2 separate regions of the Homo sapiens genome follow, and region 2 is linked to region 1. A link is a loop called in an ENCODE intact Hi-C map of the cell type or tissue named here. Cell type or tissue: heart left ventricle. All regions are shown on one strand. Links, peaks and the distances in the headings refer to the core of each region. The heading gives the core; the rest is flanking DNA. Region 1 overlaps CCDC28A-AS1 (CCDC28A antisense RNA 1). Region 2 overlaps ARFGEF3 (ARFGEF family member 3).

Region 1 (10,595 bases), core at 2,515-7,514:
ATTACAGGCGTGAGCCACTGCGCCCGGCCTTTTTTTTAGACAGAGTCTCGCCCTGTCACCCAGGCTGGAGTGCAGTGGTACAATCTCAGCTCACTGCAACCTCCACCTCCCAGGCTCAAGTGATTCTCCTGCCTCAGCCTCCTGAGTAGCAGGGACTATAGGCATGTACCGCCACGCCTGGCTAATTTTTGTATTTTCAGTAGAGACAGGGTTTTGCCATGTTGGCCAGGCTGGTCTCAAACTCTTGACCTCATGTGGTCTGCCTGCCTCAGCCTACCAAAGTGCTGGGATTACAGGCATGCACCACCATGCTCAGCCCAAGGAATTAATTTTGAGAGACAACAGAAGTTAAGAGGTGAGCTCTAGGATTAGCCAGAGCTAGGTAAAAATCCTAGCTGTACTACTGGCTGGTTGTGTGACTTACAAAAGGCTAGTTAGTATATTTTACCTTCAATAATCCTCACTTTCAAATTGGGTTAAATACAGTACTTGTCTTCTAAGGTTTTGAAAAGGCTTAGATGGTAGCCGGGCATTGTGGCAGCACCTGCAATCCCAGCTACTCAGGAGGCTGAGGCAGAAGAATCGCTTGAACCCGGGATGTGGAGGTTGCGGTGAGCTGAGATCGCGCCACTGCACTCCAGCCTGGGCAACAAAGGGAAACTCCGTATCAAAAAAAAAAAAAAAGAAGAAAAACCAAAAAGGCATAGATGAGACTGTGCATGTAAATCACGGGTATTTATTAACTTTAAACTGCTGAAATTATTTGTATTGTTTATTTGGCTATTCTTGCACTCTTGATATTTTTGTTATCTCTGTTGAGCTCTGGAGGTGTTTAGATATGGAAGAGCATTCTACGTCAGGGAACAGAATGTGCAAAAACAGAGTCATGGAAGTGCCTCCAAAGACAGAGAATAGCAAGTGGCGGCAGAGTAAGGGGGTGTGGAGATCACAGAGCCCAGGCATAAAGGACCTGGTGAGCCAGTTTAGCTTCATCCTTAGGCCTGAAGACAGGAACGGTTTTGTTTGCCCAAAAAGGTGTATGTGTCTATATATACATATGAACACACACACACACACACACACACACACACACATCTCATGTCTCTCATTGAACCTTTATGCCAGGTTAGTCCCCCCTTCCTCCCCTCCCCATGCTACCAAAGCATTTTATTCCTGTCTCCATGACTGCACTTTACCACATGGTGCATTGTGATTGCTTGTTTACAAACCTGACTCTCCCAATAGACTGTGAACTCCTACAGACTGTCTCCCACCTCACAGCTAACCTCTGAGGAAGGTCTCATTATGACTCCAACTTCACAGGAAAGAAACGGGGTTCTGAGAGTTCAAATTATTTGCCCAAAATTACACAGCTAGAACTAGGATTTGAACCCAGGCAGCCCATCTCTGAACCCAGTTTCCTGGCTAACACTAACATTCTATAGCATACATAGTAGATGGTAAATAAATATCTAGATCCTTCCCTTGTTCAACAGTTACTGGTGGTTAAGGGAGAGAGGCCCCTATCGTGGCCACAGATGAGTATGGATCACAGGAAGGGTCACCCTTGCCCCTCCTGACCCCCCAGTCATGCTTTCTATTCAATGCTCTCACATACAGCACCTCACCTAATGCTTACAACAAAACCATGAAGTGGGTAAAATCATCCGTTTTCGCAGCTTAGGAAAGAGGGGCTCAAAGACTTTAACTCACAAAAGGAGAACTAGTTAGGTAGCAGAGTTGGAACTCTGTTCCCCCAACAATAAGTCCAGGACTCTTTCCCCTTCACTCTCATGACCTCATATCTAATGCTCTGGGAGAGGAAAGAGGGTAGAAGGGGTGTCCAAAGACAACTACTTTGAGGTCGAAATTGGACTCTTTCTTAAGGACATAAGACCATCATCTGGAGTAGGGGCCCCTGGTAAGTCCACTATTGCCATGGCTGTGGTACATGAACCACAGTGGGTTGTCATACATCTGAACAAGTTAGAACAAACCATAATACAGGGCAATATCCCTTCCATTTTCCCCTCCCTTTTCATGTAAATAATTATGTAAAGTCAAATTCTTCCCTGTTTTTTCTTTCCAGGTCTCAGCTCAGTTATTTCCACCCCAGCAATCTCTTTCTCACACCCCACAAGCATGTACTTGTTAATCCTCTTCCACCTTTTATTAACCATTATCCAGTTACTCAAGTAAATCTTTCTCTTTCTGACAGCGTTTGTTCCATTTATAAACTCCAAAACAACTCCATTACAGTTGACAAGCACAAAAGTACTATTCATCATATACCTAAATTAAGGGAAAGACCAGCCATTTACCTTGAACCGTTCTAGACTCAGAGACCACCATGTACCATCCTAGATGGTCATCAGATGTCCCCTTCACAATCTTCTCAGATGGTTCAGGTCCTTCTTTATCCTAAGCTAATGAAACTGTAGTGTACAGTGGTTAATGTGCTTGTGGTTGGTCCAAATCCCATTTCCACTATTCAGTAGCTGTATAATTTGGAGCAGCTGTTTAACCTTTGCCCCAATTTCCTTATCTGTAAAGAGGGATCATAAAGGAATCTGCCTCTTAGGGTTACACGAACTAAAAGGGTTAATTCATATAAGCACTTAAGAATGGTCAGGAACAAGGCAAGAGCAAAATAAACATAGGTTATATTTTTTCAAACATGAGCATTCAATATTTAAAGAGCTTTTCAATGGGCGGACATGGTGGCTCACACCTGCAATCCCAGCACTTTCGGAGGCTGAGGCAGGTGGATCACTTGAGGTCAGGAGTTCGAGACCAGCCTGGCCAGCATGGTGAAACCCTGTCTCTACTAAAAATACAAAAATTAGTCAGGCATGGTGGTGCGCACCTGTAGTCCCAGCTACTTGGGAGGCTGTGGCATGAGAATTGCTTGAATCCAGGAAGCGGAGGTTGCAATGAGCCCAGATGACACCACTGCACTCTAGCTTGGGCGACACAGCAAGACTCTGTCTGAAAGAAAAAAAAAAGCTTTTTAAATTTTTACTCTTAAAAAATACAACCTTTTTTTTTTAAAAAAAAAACATACTTTTAACTGCAAATACAGTGTTTCACTCATATAATCAATTAATTATATACCTTTACTAGGTAACCAAAAGACCTGACTGCCACTCATAATATTGTTTCTATGGAAAATTTATTTGAGTTCAGGAATTTATTTACAAATGAAATTTTGAAGCACAGTTTACCTGGAAGACAGAATGTTTATATTAAATATCCAAATGTGTATAAATCTATATCTCATTTGATTTACCAGAAAGTCCTTTACATTTTGAAAGAGAATTTACTTCCTAAGCAATTCATCTGTTTCTGTTATCATAGCTGCTATGGATCAGGTACTCCTGGAAAATATAAATTAGAGGGTGAAGGGGCCTGGGATCTTTTCCATTGTTCACAGGGTCTGGCTTTTGCAACCAGACTCACAGGTGCTGTAAAACACTGCATGTATATAAAATAATTAGGCTTTACCATCTGCACTTGCTAGAGAGCTCAGTTTCCCGAAGATAAGTTACTCAGCTGAGGGGCTTGACTCCAAACTGGTAGAGCACAAAAAGCAATCAAGTTAGACTTACAAGAAAGCTGCCCCTGCCTGCTAATTCCTTTTTATCTCTCCAAATAAGGAAACACCATTTTTTGCCTTGCAGACTTGAAGTTCTGTTTTGTTTTATTTATTTGTTTATTTATTTAGAGATAGAGTCTCACTCTTATCACCTAGGCTGGAGTGCAATGGCACCATCATGGTGCACTACCACTTCGAACGCCTGGGCTCAAGCAATCCTCCTGCCTCAGCCTCCCAAATCGCTGTTAACTACAGGTGCACACCACTGTGTCAGGCTAAATTTTTTATTTTTGGTAGAAGTGGGGCCTCCCTTAACGTTCTGTTATTTTGGAATTAACAGTAACAACAGAATATTTGTTGGTAAGGTTGCCAGATTTAGCTAAGGAAATTACAGATCTCTCAGTTAAATCTGAATTTCAGAAAAACAAGGAAGACTTTTTTAGTGTATGCACTACATATTGCATGAGACATATGAATAAAGTATTCCTTGTTTATCTGAAACTTAGATTTGACTGGCCATTCTACTTAATCTGGTTACCCTGTTTGTTGAAAGTTAATTACTTCTTTATGAAAAAAAATAGGGTCTCACTGTGTTGCCCAGGTTGGTCTTGAACTCCTGGGCTCAAGCGATGCTTCCATCTCAGCCTCCCAAAATGCTAGGATTACAGGAATGAGCCACCGTGCTTGGCCTGGAAGTGAATTACTTCTAAACATATTACTGCTCTCTGTCTCTTTCTGTCCCTGTGTCTCTCTCTCTCCTCTCTCTCACTCTTTCTCACTCTCTCTCTCACAAACACACACACACACAGATTTTCATACTTTGAAGAAATCCATACATTTTGTAAACAAAGCACACCAATTTGTATTTACCTTCAAGGTTTAGGAAACTGGTTGAATTCAGGAACTACCAATAATTCTCATTTATATTGAAATTGGGGAATAAATCTATAATCTCATGTAATCATATTCTATCACTTACTTAGTTCTGTACAATTATAGAAATGAGCTACAGAATTGAATTTTTATTTTAAATACATTTCTGTTCTCCTTTCTCAAAAAGTAAATGGAATCTGTGGTCTCAAAACAATTTAATATGATAAAATACTGCCACCTGGAGATCAGAGGCAGGTATGACTAAGATGAACCTGATTTCCAATTCTGGAATAAGAAATGTGAGTTATGTTGACACTTGATTTAATAATGCCATTCTGCCACTTGGTATCATATGAATCTAATTTTTCCTCATTTATTCATTCATTTAATGAACATTTGTTAAGTTTCTGTTACATGCCAGACACTATACTAAGCTTTGAGAATATAAAGATGTATACGACCTACTTCCTTCGAGCGGTTTGTCATTTTCCCATTCAACTTGGACTTAGTCTAAGCTCCTGCTTCATCTGACACAGTTCAGTTTTTGGACTTCCTTATTGTTACACACATTTCATCTTCAATCTCCATGAAATCTCCCAAAGATGTGGAACACAACCCCTTTTCTTTGATTATCATAATGATTCATTCATGACAAGCTGTGAGCTTATAGAGGACTTATGTTGCTGTCTGGGAGCATGGGGGATGTGTGTGCCTGTGTGTGTGTCAGTGTGTGCATTTACAGTAACATTAACAGTTGCAAATTGAATAACAGACTTTCTCTTTTTAAAGTCTTCCTCCTTCCTACCACTTTGACAGGCCTTTCTCCCTCTGCCTCTGACCTCTTTTTTTTTTTGGCTATCTCTTAGCAATAATCCCAACCCCCAAACTCACCCCAGTGAACAATTCTTCCAACTTTATTATACAGAATAATTCAATGTTCTCAATCTCATATCCTTAAACTCAGCCTCCTGCCCACCTGTGCACATCCAACTCTCAGACAACACAATGGGTCTTCTACCTAGAGTCTCATCCCTTCTCTTGCCCCTATATTTAATATTTCCCCACTGACAGGAATTATGCCAATTTCTTAAAATTCAGAGTGGTAGCAGTTTGGGTTTTAAACAAATACTTTAAAATAGAGATATAAACGAAGTGTTATGGAAGCTTTTTCTTTGCTTCCCTTCCTCCTTCCCTCTCTTTCTTCTCCTTCTTTCCTTTCTTCTTTCTCGCCTCCCTTCCTTCCTCTTCCTCTGCTATATTGTAAGCTATCTCTACACATATTTCTTAGCAGCCTTGTGGTTCTCCATGATAATACTGCTGAATTTGGACTAAAATTCAAGAAAAAGAGAGAAAACTGAAGGAAGGGTTGTAATGCACTACTGCCAGTCTGCTTACCCATGATATCCTTTGCTGTCTGGTTAAGTCTGTAACACAAACCTTCTTCTAAAGCTGGAGTGTTCATGTGGCAAGAACCAAGAACCTGGATACAGGATACTGGGAGAACGAATCATCTTCCTATCTTGCTGATAACCATCCCCTAATCCTGTTTACTCTTGGCCTTAAAAAGGAAGTCTGAACTTGAAGTTGGATTAAAAGTAAATTTTGTAGAATCATAACCTGAAACCATCCCAAATATTACGTTTTTTTTTGTTTTGTTTTGTTTTTTAAAGAACCAATCAGTCAATGATTCCCCTAAGCTTTAGGATGGTTTCCTTCTTCAAACCACTTGGCAGAAAGGCCGGTGTAGCCAGAATTGCTCTGCTAAGAAAAAAAGAGCACTTGCCTGGGCAGTAGTGATGCCATCTGATTAGCATTATGACTGGGCCTACTTTGGTTTAAAGAGGGGTTGCTGGAATCACTTTACTTTCGGAAATAAAATCAGGAAGTTTCATTCATTCCTACCTCATTTATTGAGCACCTACTTTATGTTATGTTCTTTGCAATGTGCTTAGGATACAAAAATCAAATAAAACATATTTGCCCTCAAGGAAGTTATAGCCTAGTGATGAAGGCAGTTTATAAAAAACCATATATGTAGGAATGTTGTAAATGTCTATCCATATAACTTATTATTTTTTTTTTTTTTTTGAGATGGAGTCTTGCACTGTCACCAGGCTGGAGTGCAGTGGCACAATCTCGGCTCACTGCAACCTCCGCCTCCCATGTTCAAGCGATTCTCCTGCCTCAGCCTCCCGAGTAGCTGGGACTACAGGCATGTGCCACCACACCCAGCTAATTTTTGTATTTTTAGTAGAGACACGGTTTCACCATGTTGGCCAGGATGGTCTCCATCTCTTGACCTTGTGATCCGCCTGCCTCAGCCTCCCAAAGTGCTGGGATTACAGGCATGAGCCACCGCACCTGGCCCATATAACTTTTAAAGTCTGATTTTGCCCCTTGTTTTTCCAAAGCCATTAACAACAACAACAACAACAAAATACTTAAATTGGTAAGGGCCTCTGTGTTCATTTTTGGGCCTCTCACTAATACTTAAGATGTACAGCCTAGAGGCTGGGCACAGTGGCTCATGCCTGTAATCCCAGCACTTTGGGAGGCTGAGGCGGGGGGATCACGAGGTCAGGAGATGGAGACCTTCCTGGCCAACATGGTAAAATCCCGTCTTTACTAAAAATACAAAAATTAGCTGGGTGTGGTGGCACCTGCCTGTAATCCCAGATATTCAGAAGGCTGAGGCACGAGAATCGCTTGAACTTGGGAGGCGGAGGTTGCAGTGAGCCAAGATTCTGCCACTGCACTCCAGCCTGGTGACAGAGTGAGACTCTGTCTCAAAAAAAAAAAAGTGTACAGCCTGGAGTAGACAAGAGATGGGGTTTCCCCCAACTCCCGGTCTGGTGCACTTTCCATGACACCATACCATGCTCCTCCATAAATGGTGGCTCCCAGCTCTTCACCACGTGGTTCTTCCTTTCACTATTAACAGTTCCCAAAAGGCTTGCTCATCTACAATAGCACAGCTCTGAAGGCCTTCAGTGCTGGATAGTTCAGATCCAGTCTCTTGGCACCCTTTTTAGAGGGTGTCTCAAGGAATCTTACCAAGTTTTATAATAGTAGTCATAGTACAGTATGGCTTTTGAAATAACTTATTTTTTCAGGTCTGAGCTGTAAAGCAAGCCTATATAACACCTCACTATGGCCCATTTCTCTTAACTGGCCTTCCTGTTTCCATTCTTCTATAGAATAATCTTTTAAAAATGTAACTTAGACCATGTCATGCCTTAAAACTCTCCAATGCCTATTGCTGTGCTTAGGGGAAAAAATACAGATTTCTTATATTGGTTTAAAAAACCCTTCCTGACCTGACCCTCTGGCAACCTTGGGGACTTCATCTCATACTACTTCTTGTCCCCCTGCACTCCAGACCACTACGCTGGCATTCTTTCAGTTCCGTGAACATGCCGAGCTCATTTCTGCTTTATGACTTCTTATCTTTTTTCTTAGCTGTTTCCTGAGCCAGACACGCAAAGAAGCATTAAGCAGTTACTATCTTGGCCAAGGCATTCCGGCATCAGGGGAAATGGAAGTGGAAGCACACTTAGAAAATGATGGATAGGCTTCTGGGTAAAAACAAACAAAAACAAGAAACAAACAAAAAACATCTCTTCCCTATAAGAACCACAAAGGACAATACAGGAATGACTGTGCTTCAGGCACTGAGAGTATCCATTTGCTTTGAGATACCTGCCTTCCCCTTTAGAGCAACAGTCCCCAATCTTTTTGGCACCAGGGACCAGTTTAGTGGAAAACAATCTTTCCATGGATGGGGCGGGGTGGGGGTTGGGGATGAAACTGAAACTGTTCCACCTGAGATCATCAGGCTTTCGTTAGATTCTCATAAGGACCACCGCCCACCTAGATCCCTTGCATGCGCAGTTCACATTAGGGCTCAGGCTCCTATGAGAATCTCATGCCACTGCTGATCTGACAGTAGGTGGGAGCTCAGGTGGTAATGCTCCCTCACTGGCTGCTCACCTCCTGCTGTGTGGCCCAGTTCCTAACAGGCCACGGACTAGTTCCAGTCTACAGCTGGAGGCTGGGGACTCCTGCTTTCATAGCGCCCTAACTTTCTGAAGGGAAAGGACAATGCATGTTTGTAGCTCAACTAATGAGGCTGTACAAGAGAGGCTTCCAAACCCATTCATCACCTGAGGACCTTACAGAAAGAGAGGTTCCTGACTCAAGTAAAATGTGAAAAAAGTTATGACACTTCTGATTCGAATGGAAACTTGAATACTTACTGAATATTTAATAACATTAATCATTCATTGCTGCTTAGGAATCATAAAGGCATTGTGGTGAAGTCTTTAAAAGTTTTAATCTTTTAGCAATCTATATTAAAATATTAGGGATTAAATTATATCTGAGATTTACTTCAACATAATACTAGAGACTGAAAAATGTCAGAAGAGGGGCTTTTTTTTTTTACAGGTTTCATCTGAATACATATTTATCAGATCAATATTACAGGTTATCACATTATCTACTACATACAGCTTTGCAAGACAGAAATCACAGTTTTCTGGCCAAGGTATGAAATGATTGCATTGTATATACAATGTACAAGGACAATGACAGTTTCTGGGTGATTTACTTCTAGCTGCACTTGTGGGTGTGTTTACGCGTGTCCATGTGAATCACCTGAGATTATGATATCAAAAATTTATAAGTATAAATTCGGTTATAATTTTCTTCTCAAATGCCTGTTTCTTTTCTTATCCTCATAGCACCCTAAAAAATAACATAACAAAAATTCCATTCCATAAAGGATCAGGGTCAACGTCACTGGTAACAGCTATAATCGACATCATTGGCCAGGGGTTAATGGCTGGATGAGGGATTCATTATAGTCTTCTGTCTTCCTCAGTATATGTTTGAAATTTTCCATAAGACAAATTTTTTTTAAATAGAGATTTCTGGGCCCCCAGCAGATTTTTCTCTCAATGGCTCTCCACTGCCACTACTAGGAAATTCGCCAGCAGTATTCCTCCTTACCTACCTATGCTATACAATGTATGAGTACTGGGAGGCAGGGGAAGGGTCTTGTTAATCAAAGCTCCCATCCTCTAAATATAATCCTCAGGAAGAAAGTATATGATTGGAGTAATTTATACAAGGTCTGCATTTAACAGTTAATCCAAAGAATGGATGCTTACAGTTTAAAGGAATTAAAGGAAAATCTAGAAAATCTGAAAGATCATTTCTCTCAGGGAGGAACTCTAGATTTTAGATTAAAGAAATCACACTTGAAACTGTACCTCTACAACAACTCTATCTTGCGTCACTCTGTCCCTAGCCCAGTACAATTCACCTCACTAACCCTCTGCTTCCTCAAACATGTTAAAGTTCATTTTGCCTAATGGCCTGCATTTTAGCCGTATGTTCTATTCAAGAATGCTTCTTTTCTTCTCCTTCTCCTTCTTATTTTTTTTTTATTTTTTTGAGACAGGGTCTCATTTTGTAACCCAGGCTGGAGCACAGTGACATGATCATGGCTAACTGCAGCCTTGACCTCCTGGGTTCAGGTGATCCTCCCACTTCAGCCACTCAAGCAGCTGGGACTACAGGCCTGCATCACCATGCCCAGCTAATTTTTGTATTTCTTGTAAAGACAGGGTTTTGCTATGTTGCCTAGGCTGGTCTCCAGCTCTTAGGTTCAAGCTATTTGTCTGCCTCAGCCTCCCAAAGTGCTGGATTACAGGCAAAAGCCACCGTGCCTGGCACTCAAGGACTCATTTTCCTCAGATCATTCCATGGCTGGCTCATGCACTTTATTCATATCTCTACCTCAAAGCTGCATTTTCGGGAAGGCCTTCCCTGATACTTCTCCTTCAGTACAAACTACTTTTGACCTTAAGCTGTTATTTCAGGACTCTCATCTGACTAAATGAAACTATTTTATTTGCATACTAATTTATTGTCAGTCTCTTATATCGGGAATATAAGATCTCTGACTATAAAGCTCTTGTACCTTTTGTTGATAGATGCATCCTGACCTCCTATCACAGGGTGTGGCTAAAATAGGGACTTAAAATAGGTATTCAAAACCTGAATACCTATTTCTGAATACCTGAAACATGTCCATTTAGAAGGGTACTTTCCTGTGTCCCTA
Region 2 (10,595 bases), core at 2,094-7,093, 490 kb before region 1:
TTAGAAAATGATATATGAGGAGAGACTGGTTCTAGGCAATAGAAAGCATTTAATAAATTATTCTTATCATGTTTCCATTATTATCAATATCACCAGTAAACTATATCTGACATAGCAAGAAAATGGCTGTTTTCTTTAAGTTGACAAAATAGACCTTATTTTGTTTTATTTACAAATTTGCCAGCTCTTTGTAATTTAAGAAATTAGTCTGCCTGCAGATGTAGGCTGGTACCAACAGATTACCTGCAACAAAGGTAACCTGACAAAGTCTTTCCTATTGGGTGTCTCCACCAGCAGTGCCTGCCAGGGCTTCCTCACTTCTCTGCTGATTTTGATCTCCATGTCAACACTCACATTAGTGGCCTTTTTCACTTTCAGCATCTGAGCAAGTGCTCAGTTTTCCAAAACATCCCAAGGTAATTAGTAGTTGGTTTCAACATTTTGAAAGGAATTATTACTGATGTCTAAAATGAAAGCCATTTACAGATTCATTTTTTTTTCTTGTTGATAGACTCAATTGTACCTTTCATCTATGATCCAGGGTAGTTAAACACCCAATCCTGAATGCTACTTTCTGTTTTACCATGGAAGGAGACTGGTCTTGTGCCCTATGTCTCCTCCAGATAACTGGAATCAGCCCCACTAGCACCTTGAGAGTGCCAGGGGTTCCCATGGACCATCAGGGCTGAGATACACTGCTCATGTTCTAACCAAGGATGTAGTTTTCAGATCTCACTTGCAGTCTGATCTTCCTTTTAAAATGCACCTCAGCCTAGCAAGGCGTGGTGGCTCACACCTGTAATCCCAACATTTGGGAGGCCAAGGCGGGTGGATCCCCTGAGGTCAGGAGTTCGAGACCAGACTCAACATGGAGAAACCCCATCTCTACTAAAAATACAAAATTAGCCAGGCATGGTGGTGCATGCCTGTAATCCCAGCTACTCGGGAGGCTGAGGCAGGAGAATTGCTTGAACCTGGGAGGCAGAGGTTGCGGTGAGCCAAGATCGCGCCACTGCACTCCAGCCTGGGCAACAAAAGCGAAACTCCGTCTCAAAAAAAAAAAAAAAAATGCACCTCAGCCTTGCCAGGCATGGTGGCTCACACCTGTGATCCCAGCACTTTGGGAGGCTGAGGCGGGCAGATCACCTGAGGTCGGGAATTCTAGACCAACCTGACCAACACGGAGAAACCCCGTCTCTACTAAAAATACAAAATTAGCTGGGTGCGGTGGCACATGCCTGTAATCCCAGCTACTCGGGAGGCTGAGGCAGGAGAATTGCTTGAACCCGGGAGGCAGAGGTTGCAGTGAGCTGAGATTGTGCCATTGCACTCCAGCCTGGACAACAAGAGCAAGACTCCATCTCAAAAAAAATAATAAATAAATAAAATAAATTTTAAAAAATAATAATAAAATGCACCTCAGCCCATGATCACAAAGTGCTCTTGGTAGAAAACGTCTTGAGGCAACATCAAAATTTCTGCAGTTTTTTATTTCCCCTGCCTTGTTTCATAAGGCAGAGGTAATGCCCACTCTTTGATTGTCTGAGGTGGTTTTGTGGGAATAATATAAGGTGGTTTTGTGGGAATAATATATATGCTTAGTCCCACCAAAAAAATGTTTATACTGCCCTCAAATATGGCAGAGATCTTGAATTATTTTCCACTTTGAAAGCTTTCTCTGGTCCACATCTTCTTACTTACCTATTTATTAAAATTCATAGGGATGGCCGGGCATGGTGGCTCACACCTGTAATCCCAGCACTTTGGGAGGCTGAGGCAGGTGGGTCACGAGGTCTTCGAGACCAGCCTGGCCAACATGGTGAAACCCTGTCTTTACTAAAAATACAAAAATTAGCTGCATGTGGTGGTGCATGCCTGTGATCCCAGCTACTTGGGAGGCTGAGGCAGGAGAATTGCTTGAACCCGGGAGGCAGAGGTTGCTGTGAGCCAAGATCGCACCACTGCACTCCAGCCTGGGTGACAGAACAAGACTCTGACTCAGGAAAAAAAAAAAAAAAAATTCACAGGGACAACATCACTGGATAAACATTCTAGCTGTAAATTTGTATCTCTCATTTTCATAGGGACAACATCACTGAATAAACATTCTAGCTGTAAATTTGTATCTCTCATTTCTTTGACTGTTAATTCTAGAAAACGCTTACATTTCATATGAGCCATATTTTTTATTAAAGAATAATTTTACACATGATTTGCAGAGTGTATGGACATGTGTAATTTGCATGCACAAATGTAGAGATGAACTGTTTCCCACACATCCCTAGATTTCAGCCTCCAAGTATTTGCAGGAACAAATGGCGCATTCATTGAAAATCTCTCAAGGTGCTCTGAGAGGAGTGGCTCGGTGTGTTTTGTTCCACACTTGGCTGGTATTGCCTGTGGGGCTTTGGAGGGTAAGAGGAGATGACAGTGTAAGGACACAGATGTGCAGTTGTCTGTGGGCTGCAAAGCTGCGAGCTGACCACCAGGCTCCAGATAGTCAGGAACCCTGAAGGCCTGGAAATGCCTGTCTGCAGATGGCCTTAGGACCAGCATACTAATAGATGCAGAGAAGCTGACTTCAGTAATGTTTTCACCCCAAGCTCCCTGTGAAAGTTTGAGCCATGATACCAACAACTCTGACTGAATGAACCCATCTTCAGAGCATGAGATATAGTTGTTTGTTTTTTCAGTTAATTTATATAAAGCTCAAAGGGATCTTCAAAATGAAAACTTTAGTAAGTATAAAATGTCTTTTAAAAGAAAAGATAGTGGGGAGAAAGTCAATAGCTATTATTTAATGGTTTTTTTTTTGAAACTCTTTATTTCCTCATTTATTTTTTTAACAGTTTGATTGTGAGATAACTCACATACCACACAGTTTACCTGCTTAAAGTGCACAATTTAACGTGCTTTTTGTTTTTCGTTTTTTTGTTTTTTGAGGCAGAGTATCTTTCTGTTGCCCAGGCTGGAATGTAGTGGTGTGATCTCAGCTAACTACAGCCTCCGCCTCCCGGGTTCCAGCAATTCTCATTCCTCAGCCTACCAAATGGCTGGGACTACAGGCATGCGCCACCATGCCGGGCTAATTTTTGTATTTTTAGTAGAGATGGGGTTTCACCCTCTTGGGCAGGATGGTCTGGAACTCTTAGACTCAAGTGATCTGCCTGCCTTGGCCTCCAAAAGTGCTGGGATTACAGGTGTGAGCCACTGCACCTGGCCTAACGTGTTTTGATGTATTACATTATTATTTGTTTTCATCATGGTAAAAATAGATGTAACAAAATTTGCTATTTTAATAAATTTTAAGTATACAATTCAGTGGTACTAATTGTATTCACAGTGTTGTGCAAGCATTTCCAGAACTTTTTTAACATTCCAAATAGAAGGTACTCTGCCCCTGGTCCCTGGTCCCTGGTAACCTCCAATCTATTTTCTATTTCTTCTAATTTATTCTAGGTGCTTCATAGAGTGCATCATATATATTTGTTATTTTGTGCCTGACACTTAGCATAATGTTTTCAAGGCGCCTCTATGTTGTGGCATATATCAGAACGCCATTCCTTTTCATGGCTGAGTAATACCCATTTTATATACATACCACAATTTGCTTATCCATTCATCTGTTGATGGGCGCTTCAGTTGTTTCCACCTTTTGGCTGTTGTGAGTAATGCTGCAGTGAACACTGATGTACAAACGTCTGTTCAAATCCCTGCTTTCAGTCCTTCTGGTTATATCGGAGTAGAATTGCTGGGTCATATAGTGATTCTATGTTTAGCTTTTCGAGAAACATTATTCCTTTTGAAAAGTTGTATTAATAACTTTTCTAAACATCTTACATGCATTATTGCATCTAATTCCCATGCAATCATATCCATTAATTCTTACTCATTCGGCAAATGTTTTTAAGGGTCTACTATGTACCAAATGCTGTTCTAGGCATTGGGGATTCTGTAGTGAACAAAATGAATGAAATGTCACCCTCTCATTGATTTTATAGTGGTGATGGCAGATGATAAACAAGTATATGTTAATATAAAACTGGGTAGAATAAATGCCATCGAGGCCATTTTTTAAAAGCCGGGTAAGCGGCATATTGGTGAGGGGCAGGAGTGGATTTGCTATTTAATAATGGAATTAAAAGGGAAGGTCTCTCTGTCACTTGAGCAGAGACTTGGCAGAATTGAGGGAGCGCAGCATCCAGAGATCCTGAGATCATTCTAGGAGTGACAAAAACAAATGCAAAGGCCCTGCGGCAGGTCCAGGCCTGGTGTGGCTGAGGGACAGCAGGCAGTCAGGGTGGCTGCGGGGAATGAGAGGGAGAGAGGAGGGTGAGGTTGGAGTTTTATTACATTGTGATAGGGAGCCACCGGAGGGCTCAAGCTAGGGATAGAATGCAGTCAATTCTTCTTATTATAGGAAAAGAAGGTGAGACTTACAGGGTTTACATGAGTTTATCAAAGTTCTAGCTGCTAAGTAAGAGATCAGGATCCAGGCCCAGGCAGATCCACTCCTGAGCGCATGCTCTTTGCCACCAGGCTGGGGTGTGTATCTGGCCCTAAGGATATTCCTGGCTAGCTGTCAGTGCTATACAGAAATATCCTATTGATGCAGTATCTCTCACGATGGGTTCGCAGCTCTCTGGAAGCCAGCCTTGCCAAGCACACTGTTCACACCCCCAAAAGTCCCTTCATTGTCTCCCTTAGGCATGATGCACTCTCCTGGCTTTGACGGGAATAGCAGCCTCAGCTTCCAGATGCTGATGAACGCAGACAGCCTCTACACAGCTGCACACTGCGCCCTGCTCCTCAACCTGAAGCTCTCCCACGGTGACTACTACAGGAAGCGGCCGACCCTGGCGCCAGGCGTGATGGTGAGTGTGCCGTCCCTCATTGGACTGGCAGAGGGCAGGCTGTAACTTCCTGGTGTACAGCCTAGCCTCAGTGCCCTGAGTGGGATGGCACAGCGTGTTTTGTTCCAGACTGCTCTAGGTTGGTAATGCCAGTGGGACTTTGGGGGATGGAAGGAGATGACATATATATAAGGGCACAGATATACAGTTGCCCAGCACCGTGAGCACAGAGCTGCCCACTGGGCTCCAGTGAAGAGTGTATGGACGTGAGGCTCTGGAAATGGCTGCCCAGGGATAACCCAGTAGTTTCATCTCATGTCATTATTAAACATGTGTATAAAACCTGTTCAAAACCACATCATTGACGTGTTAAGGGAGATCAGAAGATGTGCAAGAAATTTGCTGAAAATGAGTTGTGTTTTTCTTTTTTTTGAGACAGAGCCCCGCTTTGTTGTCCAGGCTAGAGTGCAGTGGTGTGAGCATGGCATGGCTCACTGCAACCTCAAACTCCTGGGCTCAAGCAGTCCTCCCACCTCAACTCCCAAGTAGCTGGGACTACAGGTGTGCACCACCAAGCCTGGCTAATTTTTTAATTATTTTTTGTAAAGACAGGGTCTCGCTATGTTGCCCATGCCAGCCTTGAACTCCTGGGCTCAAGCAATCCTCCCACCTTGCCCTCCCAAAGCGTTGGGATTACAGGCATGAGCCACCAGGCCTGGCTGAAGGTGTGCACTTATAAAAACTCTTCACCGTATTCCAACATGTTCCCAGACCTACTGTTGACCCAGAACTAAGCTCACTGGCTGTTGCTCATAAGCACTTCCTGTAAGGGATACAATGAGAGTGTTGGTTGTCCTGTGGTTAGCTCCTGTGATGGAGCAAGCCACTCCATGGTGTGCCCTATTATCAGTTCCTGAGCCTAAATCCATGGATCTACATGAAGGAAATCAATAATCATTTGCTTGCTTGATAAATTGTAAATTCCCAAAGATAAGTGATTGCTTCATGAGCATAAGTGAAGTGTCTCTGGAGATGTGCACATTCCTGCAGGAGCACGTTCCACCTCTGCTTCTGTTGGGGCTCCTAGAAAAGGAAGCTCGTACGCTATTAAAGACATCTGTGCAATTGCAAACCTTTCCACACATCCAAGAGTAAGAATGTAAAGTGCAGTCTCTCTAATCCTTCTGCAAGGTATCTGTCAAAAGGTGTCATCAGTGAAGGAAACCTCAGCACATTTGGGAATCCTCCATCTCTACTTCTCCCCACTTGCCGCCCCCTTACCCAATACACAAGCCTTGGTTTAGTTCAGGGCTCTGTGACGTGAAGAGGCAGCAGAGGCACTTAGGAGCCTGTTAGTGAGCAGGGTGTTATGTGGTCACCTTCTCATGCGATCTCTCTGTAGAAGGACTTCATGAAGCAGGTGCAGACCAGCGGCGTGCTGATGGTCTTCTCTCAGGCCTGGATTGAGGAGCTCTACCATCAGGTGCTCGACAGGAACATGCTTGGAGAGGCTGGCTATTGGGGCAGCCCAGAAGATAACAGCCTTCCCCTCATCACAATGCTGACCGGTCAGTGGTTCGTTGCAAGGCCTTGGGGCACGTGGTAGGGTGGGACGGCTCACGCTTTAAAGCCTCTTTCAGAGAAGTGTTGGTGCTTGGAGCAGACTTTGAAACAGCACCCACAAAGCTTCCCTGGCAATGGTGACAGTTCCAGGGAAGTGTCATGAGTTCACTTCACAGGAGTTTTCTGTCCCTTTTCCATGTGGGAGTCTGTAGGGTTCACTGTGCCCCATTAGATGAGGACTAACTTAGCACCTTTGTCTGTTGGTGTAAAACCGTAGGCCATATCTATAGGATGTGTAGGCCTAGGATTATTCCTGGAAGTTCTCACATGCTAATAGTTGCCCATATCATTCAGTGTTCTTGGGGTTTACCAATAAATGTAAAATGACTGATTTTAAAGTTGGCTTCCTGGCCAAGTGCCGTGGCTCATGCCTATAATCCTAGCACTTTGGGAGGCTGAGGTGGGTGGATCACCTGAGGTCAGGAGTTCGAGACCAGCCTGGCCAACATGGCAAAACTCCGTCTCTACTAAAAATACAAAAATTAGCTGGGCATGGTGGCAGGTGCCTGTAATCCCAGCTACTTGGGAGGCTAAGGCAGAAGAATCATTTGAACCCGGGAGGCAGAGGTTGCAGTGAACCGAGATTACACCACTGTACTCCAGCCTGGGCAACAGGAGCAAGACCCTGTCTCAAAACAAAAAGTTGGTTTCCTTCCGTTTATCCATATCAGAGGCCCTCCCTTCCCTTCCCAGCTGTACCAGAATTAATAATAATGCCAAATACTTACCAGCATCCTTGTCTTCAGTGTCCAGAGCTTTTATCTTTTTTAAGAAAATATTTATTCAGGAATAGACATTGCAATGGGAATATGCCCGCCATAGTAAACTATGTGCGTATACAGGGAGGTAAAGGATGACAAAGGTGTTTAAAGGAAAAATGAGGAGGATTTCATCATTGTTTTGAGACAATGATCCTTGAGTAAAGGATCAGTAACAAGGGCGGTGCCAGTTTAAGTTAGACAGGCAAGCAGGGGCTGGGCAGATGTCCTCACAGGAGTACTATTTTGTGTAAGGTTGCAATGGCTTGTGAGTTGCAATGGCTTGTGAACAAGTTGGTGCCTTTTGCAGAGTCTCATGTGATAGTTCTCTCTCTATATATAATTTCAACTATTACTTTAGACTAAAGGGGTACATGTGCAGGTTTGTTACCTGGGCATATTGCATGATGCTGAGGTTTGGGGTCAACTGATCCCATCACCCGGGTACTGAGTATAGTAGCCAACAGTTTTCAACCCTTTACCTTCCCTCCCTCTCCTGCCTTGCAGTCCCCAGTATCTGTTGTTACCGTCTGGACGTCCATGAGTACCCAGTGTTTAGCTCCCGCTTACAAGTGAGAACATATGGCATTTGGTTTTCTGTTCCTGCATTAACTCGTTTGGGATAATAGCCTTCAGCTATGTCCATGTTGCAACAAAGGACATGATTTTGTTCTTTTTTATGGTTGTGTAGTGTTCCGTGGTGTATATGGACCACAAGAACTTTTAAAATCCTATTTAACTATTAGAAATTTCACATGAGAGTGTAGAGAGCAGTATGCCATATTGTTGTGGTGCAGTATTTTTTGGCAAAAGCCACTTTTCATGGCTTATTGTGGCTCGGCCATAATGCCAAAGATTGGGGAGTCTGCAAAAGTTTAGTCTGGTCATCGCTTGCCTTAGTAAGTTAGAGCTCCAGCCTTGCCCTGGATTGGCTCTGAGTCCCCAGACTGGGTTTTTTGTTTGGTTGGTTGGTTGGTTTTTTTGTTTGGTTGTTTTCTTAAGAGTCTAGCTCTGTCCCCCAGGCTGGAGTACAGTGGCGTGATCTCAGCTCACTGCAACCTCCACCTCCCAGGTTCGAGCGATTCTTCTGCCTCAGCCTCCAGAGCAGCTGGAATTACAGGTGCCCACCACCATGCCCGGCTAATTTTTGTATTTTGAGTATAGATGGGGTTTCACCATGTTGGCCAGGCTGGCCTTGAACTCCTGACCTCAGGTGATCTGCCTGCCTCAGCCTCCCAAAGTGCTGAGATTACAGGCGTGAGCCGCCGCACCCACCCTCCCCAGACTGGTTTCTGATTGCAGTTATCCTCTCCTGGCTCCAGCAGAAGGAGGTGCAGAGCAAGGCCCTGCCCTCTCTGGAGTGTCTGTATCCTCACACAGCTCGGCATTGCTCTGTGCCCAGCAGGAACAGCACAGGGCTGGGCAAGACAGTCCAACTGGGGCACAGAATCTGTTGTCCAAAGGGCATGTTATGTTGCCTATGGTTGGCACTGGGGGCTCTTACAAGGTGTCAGAATAAACTGGCAGGTGGAACCCAGCCATGTAGAATTCGGGGCGAGGCACTATTTAGGAATCAGGCAGAAGGTCAGAACATACAGTGAGGTCTGTCCATGGGTGGCAGAGTCCTCATCATTGATTGGCATTTGGAGTCTTGCTTCAAGAACTAGGATGGAACTGGGGAAAGTAAGATTGGGTCTCAAACTTGGGGATCAGGATCACTGGAGAGGTGATCAATTTGTATTTTGTTAATCATTATAACATTTACATCCATTTGAAAAATAAGCATTCAGGCCGAGCACAGTGGCTCACGCCAATAATCCTAGGACTTTGGGAGGCCGAGGCGGGTGGATCACTTGAGGTCAGGAGTTCAAGACCAGCCTGGCCAACATGGTGAAACCCCATCTCTACAAAAAAAATACAAAAATTAGCTGAGCATGTTGACCAGCACTTGTAGTCCCAGCTACTTGGGAGGCTAAGGTGGAAGAACCCCTTGAACCTGGGAGACAGAGGTTGCAGTGAGCTGAGATCGCGTCACTGCACTTCAGCCTGAGCAACAGAGCGAGACTCTGTCTTTTTAAAAAAAAAAAAGAAAAGAAAAGTAATCATTCAAATGTATGAGAGCCATTTATTTAGTTTACCTAAAGCAATGCTTGATTTCCGTTTGTTTTCACAAACTCCTTTCAGTAGGGATGGCAGGTACTGCCCAGAGCTTATAAGTCTGAGAATTTGGTTGAGGACCCTAAACATTCCAGCTTTCATTTGAGAAGACCATAGTTTCTGCCAAAAGTAATCTCTGTGACTCTCTTGCCCGGACCTTAATAAAAGGAGTCATTCAGTACATGTAAAATGAATAAGTAACAGACTATTCGCAGTTCCCATATTCATCAGTCATCACTGTTAATTAGCCATCGCTGTTATTAATGGAACAGTAAGCTCAATTGCTATGTCCATAGGAAAGTTATTTAACTTTAATGATAGAAAAGGGCTTTTCATAAGAATTCAACAAAATAAGGATCTATGATTCTTTGTGATTCTAAATTCCAGGTATGAAGTGACAAGTGAATCAGAGCAGCAGTTAACCTAGAGTTTGGAGACTTCTATTTGATCTTTTCATTATGTATGAGGAGAAGCAGTGCCAGCAATCTGATGATCAGCGCTGTACTAACTGTGGCCATTCCTGATGTCATGTCAGAGTATTGTATAGAACTGTGGAATTTTAGCACAGAAATAAGCTTTGCATTACTTGAATTCATCAGACCTTTACCTAGCACATAGAAAACATTCATTATACTTTGATAAATGAAAATTTCTGGCAAATATCATTAGGCCATTTGACCAGACGTCAAATTAATTTCAGAGAAACCAGTCTGTTTCCACCTTAGCAGCCATATAGATTTCGTCCCTGTTTTGGTTCTGATAGTTGCTGAGGAGTCTCCAGGCTTTTTGTAATTTCTGTAAGAATCAAAGATACAGTGGAACACCATGCAAATAAGTCTCATCCTCTTGGGGTGAGGGTGAAGTCCTAAACTCGGAATTAATACTAATAATTACAGGCAGTGGCTCACACCTGTAACCCCAGCACTTTGGAAGGCAGAGGCGGGAGGATCACTTAAGGTCAGGAGTTAGAGGCCAGCTTGGCCTTCGTGGTGAAACCCCGTCTCTATTAAAAATACAAAAATTAGCTAGGTGTGGTGGCACATACCTGTAATCCCAGCTATCCAGGAGGCTGAGGTATGAGAATCGCTTGAACCTGGGAGGTGGAAGTTGCAGTGAGCTGAGATTGTGCCACTGTACCCCAGCCTGGGTGACAGAGTGAGACCCCGTCTCAAAAACAAACAAACAAAAACAAACAAAAAACCCA

What was found. Peaks named below come from ENCODE experiments on the same cell type or tissue, not always from the same donor. Only the 100,000 strongest peaks of a DNase experiment are listed, where the experiment ranks them.
Region 2: it touches region 1 in a loop (3-fold over the local background); 3 of 110 quality-filtered maps call a loop at or near these places.

What each region holds. Positions count from the first base shown.
Region 1 is chr6:138,761,391-138,771,985 of GRCh38, forward strand. CCDC28A-AS1 (CCDC28A antisense RNA 1) reads right to left here. Exons shown (of 3, transcript NR_161205.1): 2 at 2,867-2,988. Among named protein-coding and RNA genes, the nearest start is that of CCDC28A-AS1, 7.0 kb to the right of the region's middle. RefSeq lists an enhancer at 7,296-7,355. In heart left ventricle, for the core only: a CTCF peak has its summit at 4,727 (motif pointing left); no DNase peak of the experiment used is centred there.
Region 2 is chr6:138,273,744-138,284,338 of GRCh38, forward strand. It overlaps ARFGEF3 (ARFGEF family member 3), which reads left to right. Exons shown (of 34, transcript NM_020340.5): 13 at 4,708-4,874; 14 at 6,256-6,421. Among named protein-coding and RNA genes, the nearest start is that of PBOV1, 61 kb to the left of the region's middle. In heart left ventricle, for the core only: a CTCF peak has its summit at 4,724; no DNase peak of the experiment used is centred there.